Regions from separate parts of the Homo sapiens genome. Here region 1 is linked to region 2. A link is a loop called in an ENCODE intact Hi-C map of the cell type or tissue named here. Cell type or tissue: dorsolateral prefrontal cortex. All regions are shown on one strand. Links, peaks and the distances in the headings refer to the core of each region. The heading gives the core; the rest is flanking DNA.

Evidence for each region. A loop is a pair of places that touch in the nucleus more often than their neighbours do. Peaks named below come from ENCODE experiments on the same cell type or tissue, not always from the same donor. Only the 100,000 strongest peaks of a DNase experiment are listed, where the experiment ranks them.
Region 1: a loop joins it to region 2, with 2.0 times the contacts of the local background. A loop is called at or near these places in 2 of 110 quality-filtered maps.

Annotation. Positions count from the first base shown.
Region 1 is chr21:42,603,785-42,606,688 of GRCh38, forward strand. The region is part of intron 1 of LINC01671 (long intergenic non-protein coding RNA 1671); the gene reads right to left. Among named protein-coding and RNA genes, the nearest start is that of LINC01671, 9.9 kb to the right of the region's middle. In dorsolateral prefrontal cortex, for the core only: no CTCF peak of the experiment used is centred there; no DNase peak of the experiment used is centred there.
Region 2 is chr21:42,782,974-42,785,877 of GRCh38, forward strand. No RefSeq gene overlaps it. Among named protein-coding and RNA genes, the nearest start is that of LINC01668, 4.4 kb to the left of the region's middle. RefSeq lists enhancers at 1-137, 138-859. In dorsolateral prefrontal cortex, for the core only: no CTCF peak of the experiment used is centred there; a DNase peak (open chromatin) is centred at 1,094; H3K27ac peaks cover 1,083 bases; H3K27me3 peaks cover 956 bases.

The DNA.
Region 1 (2,904 bases), core at 185-2,684, 180 kb before region 2:
TTCCTGACCTCAGGTGATCCACCTGCCTCGGCCTCCCAAAGTGCTAGGATTACAGGCGTGAGCCACCACGGTACCTGGCCTATTTACCTTATTTTTAAATAACCATTTAAAAATGTCCACTTCCCTTTGATGGATTCTGACTCTTCCTTTTGCCTTTCCCCTGCTCTTAACTAACCTCATGTTTTTATCAGCATCTGTAAGACCCATGAGAAGAAACCAGCTGCTTCATCTGAGGTGCTGCACTTGGCATTTATATTGGAGTCAGACCGTCCCTTCTCAGGGTAAACAGACCTTCCAGTGCCTTTTATCCGGTTCCCCAGGCTGGCTGCTCCCTCAGGAATACTCTCCTGTGTGTCTGGATTGTGTATACCCAGCTGCATTGTTCAGTGGTGAGTGTGGGTCCTGCATCAACCCAAACATGCTCTTTCCCTCTGCAGCATTTTAAACCAGAGACACTGCTCCCAAATTAGTCACTCTCACAATCCATTTTCATAAAGGTTCTTCAGGGAGCTGATGATCCAGATCTACAAAATGGAACAATTCCTTCACACGCCCCTCTAGTTTCAATAGTCGCTTGCTTTTTCCCTTCCCGAACATTGACTATCTTCTTGGTAACTACAGGTCTCAAAGGTAATTTCTTTTGTTCCTGGCATAATTTTCCCGTTTGTGGGTAGCTTTGAGGCTGGTGATCTGAGCTCAGACAGACTCACATCTGAGCTCAGACAGACCCAGATCTGAGCTTGGTCCAGCCCCAAGGCCCAACCCAGCATTCTCTTCCTTTCATTTTGAAACAATCTTTAAATATCCTCTATTCTACATAAAATTGCTTTTCCTTTCAGCAAAAACCACGTTTTTATAACCTTTACCAAACACACTCTGAGTAATCCCAATTTCTGCTGAAAACCCTAGGATTAATTTAACATAACATGACTTTAAGATCTTAAATTCCTGAAGAGAATTTTGAAACTGGTTTTATTTACCATAGATTACCAAAATCACATGTGCTAAAAGGCATTCGAGCTACCATCTATTTTTCTGATAAAATATTTGATTTAAGCATGTAAATGTTCTCCTTCATATATTTTGGTAGTGCTGGGAATGCAAAATGCTTGTTCCCTGGTGCCATAAAGAAATAGCACTTGAGGGCTGGGCGTGGTGGCTCATGCCTATAATCCCAGCACTTTGGGAGGCCGAGGGGGGCGGATCATGAGGTCAGGAGATTGAGACCATCCTGGCTAACACGGTGAAACCCCATCTCTACTAAAAATATACAAAATTAGCTGGGCATGGTGGTGGGCGCCTGTAGTCCCAGCTACTCAGGAGGCTGAGGCAGGAGAATGGTGTGAACCCGGGAAGCGGAGTTTGCAGTCAGCCAAGATCGCGCCACTGCACTCCAGCCTGGGCGACACAGCGAGACTCCATCTCAAAAAAAAAAAAAAAAAAGAAATATCACTTGAACATAAATTTAATTCTCTCAGCAAGGCAATTTTCACTTTCTGCAGAAAGGGTACACTCACCAGCAGTCTTGCCACAAGAGTACACCAAACAAAGGAAAAGCAGATGTATTTATCCCTTACGTATTTGGGTCATCCTTACTGCTGTGTCCTGCATCCATTGGCTGGAGCCGAACCTCACAGTCTAAACTGACACTCGACTTGCTAACAACCTAAAACTTTCTTAAATAGGTAAAGGCAAAGGGAGAACAAAGGAAAGGAGGAAGTTGCTTATGAAAGATTTAAAGAAGCAATAACATTTCCAAATAAGGAAGGGGCATAGGCTGTGAGCTGGAACGTGCCTGTGAGCATGTCCAACAGCTACATAGGATAGGGCTTAACAAAGAGTTATTAGCACAAAGCAAGGAGGCTTGAAGAAAGTCAGTCTTTAAAAGAAACTATTATTTCTAACACTTATGATTTATTCTTTAACAGGAAGGGAAACTTTGAAGAGGAAACTTTTTACTTTCTACAGTAGCGAAGTGTCACATACGCATGACACATATGTAGACGTAGCAGACACAGCAGCAGATCTTATACATTTAATAAGATTTTTCTTTTGCCATTTTTTAAAGATTCTCCCTCACTTTAGACTATTAATCTCTTGATTTCCTGTTTCATGCCCTAAACAAATGTTAGGGAGAAAATTCTAAATCTGCATCTCCCAAGACAGGACTCTGGGGAAACAGGTAGAAAGGAACAGAACTTCAATCTAAGCAAAAGCAAGGTCTGTTATGTAGACTTTAAGCCATTGTCTTCTCCATAGAGAAAGTTTCTAGTGGTTTCAGTACGGAGACAGACACGCCCTTACAAATGGAGATTCCCTCTAAAGATGTACATTTCCTTTACAAAGCGTGTTGAAGGCTGATTCGTTGGATAGGCGGTCTTTTCAATTTAGCTTGTTTCTTAATTAGATTACTGGCTTTAAGGTAGAGCCCTTTAAGGACCAGGACCAAGAAAGCATGCAGGTTTTAGGACCTAAACCACGACTTTCTTATTCAAACGTGCAAACACCCAAGTACCCCCGTATCAATGATCGTTTCCATTGCACGACTGTCCTGAGCCACCTCCAACACTATGGCTTTCACCCGCCATCAACCACCAGCCATCACACACATCAAGGTCAAGTCCTCTCACAGTGCCAAGCAGTCTCTAGTGCCCTACAAACAGCCAGCGAGCCCAGTAACACAGTACAAGAGAGCAGAGCCCTAGACCTGAGGGGAACCTGTCTGCTTACAACCTAGGATGCCACGAGGAAAAACAGGTTCCTCCCAAAGAGAGGAGACTGGTGCCTTTTCCCTGTTCCCCAAGGATCCTAGGCTGTCAGAAATTTCCTTGTTTAGGTCCTCATGTGTCATTGAAGGTTGCAAGAGGAAAGAGGGACAGACAGAAGCAAACAGAGAAACAGACA
Region 2 (2,904 bases), core at 116-2,615:
TCCACTCTACAAGCCAGCTGTAAAACCCCTGCCCCCACCCTCTGTGTCGGTCCATGGTCACCACCCTGTCACCTCCAGCATCAGTCACGCCTCCGTGGTGGGCGTGGGGGCCCCACCCGAGGCTCCCGGGCATTTCTCTGATGGCTAATGAGACTGATCTTTGATTTTTGATCTGCTCATTGGCCATTCAGCTTCCTCTTCTGTGATGTGGTGGCCTCTGCCCACATTCTGCTGGGGCAGTTTGTCTTTTCCAAGTTGATCGCAGGTTTTTTTCTGGTTTTTTGTTTTTTGTTTTTGAGACAGAGTCTCACTCTGTCGCCCAGGCTGCAGTGCAGTGGCAAGATCTCGGTTCACTGCAACCTCCACCTCCCGGGTTCAAGCGATTCTCCCACCTCAGCCTCCCAAGTAGCTGGGATTACAGGCACCTGCCATCATGCCCAGCTAATTTTTGTATTTTTACTAGAGATGGGGTTTCACCGTGTTGGCCAGGCTGGTCTTGAACTCCTGACCTCAGGCGATCCGCCCGCCTCGGCCTCCCAAAAGTGCTGGGATTACAGGCGTGAGCCACCTCACCCAGCAATCAGATCACAGTTCTTTTTAAATTCTGGATTCTGATCCCTTGCAGTTAACTCTATGTCCTATTACATCTTCTCCCGTAATAGGTGATCCAGGAGGCTACAACAGGCTGAAGTCTGTGTGTCCCACACATTCCTATGTTGAAATCCCAACCCCCGAGGTATTAGGAGGTGGAGGCTTTGGGAGGTGATGAGGTCATGAGGGGAGCGTGAGACTGGTCCCCTTGCAAAAGGGACCCCAGGAAGCTCTGTTCCGCCACGTGAGGATGCACACGAAAGCAGCACCGCCTGCAGCCTGGAGCAGCACCCTCCCCAGAACCCGACCATCCCACCCCGATCTGCGATCTGCGGCTTCGGACCTCCAGGGCTGAGAGAGCCCAGGCTGCAGGGCAGAAGCCCCACTCTCCAGCCCCCGCCTGAGCTGCATAAGGCGGCCGCCCTTCCTCCACCCCCCTCTCTTCCGGGTCTCTGCTTGCGCTGGTTTCCTGTTGTTGCTGTAACAATTGCCGACGGAGCACCACAGATTCCCTCTCTGACAGCCCTGGGCGTCAGGAGCCCACAGGCCCTGCCACAGAACTGAAGCCAAGGTGCCAGCTGGACTGCTTCCTTGCCAGGGACCTGCAGGAAAATTCATCCTGGCCTTTTCTGTGGCCTTGCCCATGGCCTCGCCCATGGCCTCTTCCTCTGGTTCAAAGCCCATCATTCCAACCTCTGCTCCTATCATCCCCTCCCCTCTCCTTCGTTCCCTCTCCACTGCCTCTCCCTGCCCTCCTCTGCTGCCCTCCCGAAAGGACCCGAGGTGATACAGGCCCACAGGGCAGTCTGGCACAGCCTCCCCCGCTTCAGGTCCGGGGTTTAATCACATCTACAAAGTTGCTTTGGCTGTGGGAGCCAACGCTCACACGTTCCAGGAATTAGGACCAGGAAATCCTGGTGGGAGGGTGGGGGCAGATTCTGTCCTCCACCTGGCTGGGGGACCAAGTTGGCAGCGGGGCCTTTCCTGACTGCCCTGTCAGAAACTGCAGCACCACCCTACCCCACTCCACCTCACCCCTACCTCACCCCACCTCACCCCTACCTCACCCCACCTCACCCCTACCTCACCCCACCTCACCCCACCCCACCCTCATCCCACCACACCCCCACTCCACCCACCCCTACTCCACCCCACCTTTACCCCACCCCACCCCTGCCTCACCCCACCTCACCCCACTTCCACTCCAACCCACCTTACCCCGCCCCTACTCCACCCCACCCCTACCTCACCCTCATCTCACCCGACCCCACCCCACCTCCACTCCAGCCCACCCTACCCCATCCCCACCCCACCCCACCCCCACCCTCATCTCACCTGACCCCACCCCCAGTCCACCCCACCCCCACTCCCCACTTTGGGTACAAAAACCAGAAAAGCCCAGGCGAACGGCAGGAGGAGGTAGGTGTCCCGGCCCCATGCGCGCCACATGGCTGGCTTGTTCTGTCTGTCATTCCCCTACTCCTTGTTCTGTCCGGGGTTCCTCCAGCCCCACACCTCAGCATGCCTGTGATGCCACCCTCAGACAGCCGCAGGCCCCGCCCTGTGGTGGTCCCCAAAATTCCAAGTCCGACTCCAATGGCCCGAGACCGGCCAGGCTGGCAGTTTCATCTGGTTAGGGATGCGTGGGCTCCTCCACATTCCACCTTTTGAGATGTGCTGTAACCTTCTACCTGGACCCCAGACAGACAGGGTCAGCCGAAGCCCCAGGCACTCCTGGACTCAGGCACCCGTGACTGGCAGCAGAGCACGTCCCCTAGCCAGGGCCACGTTTGTCATGGGATCGCTGGACATTGGCCACCAGAATGGTGCTGGCATGCTGAATTGGGGTGGTTCAAAGTGTCTGTATAGATAGGCACCCTGCAGAACCTCCCTTCCTAGGATCCTGAACTCCCCAGGGCGGCCAGGTGGCTGGGACATGCTAAGGGTTCAGTGACCATTTGTGGGATGAGTGGGTGGATGTGAGTTGTGGTTGCCAACCTAAAGAAGCATGGAGGACAAAACCCACAGGGCAGATTGTGCTGGGGGACAAGGGGGTCCCCTGGTAGGCAAGTGTATTCATGTGATGTGTGTGCCTGGGCACGTGTGTACATTATGTGAGGACGTGCACATACCACTCACCTAGCCCTGCTTCCAGCTAAGAGAAAGGAAGCCAGAAACATGCAAAGATGCCAAGCAAGCACCCTGGGCACGGTTTTCCAGACCTCGCAGGGAACAGAGTAAAAGCTAGGAACGCTGGGCTTCACGAAGGAGCAGAGGGGGCAGGTGCGGAGGGAGGAGGCCGGCAGAGAGCAG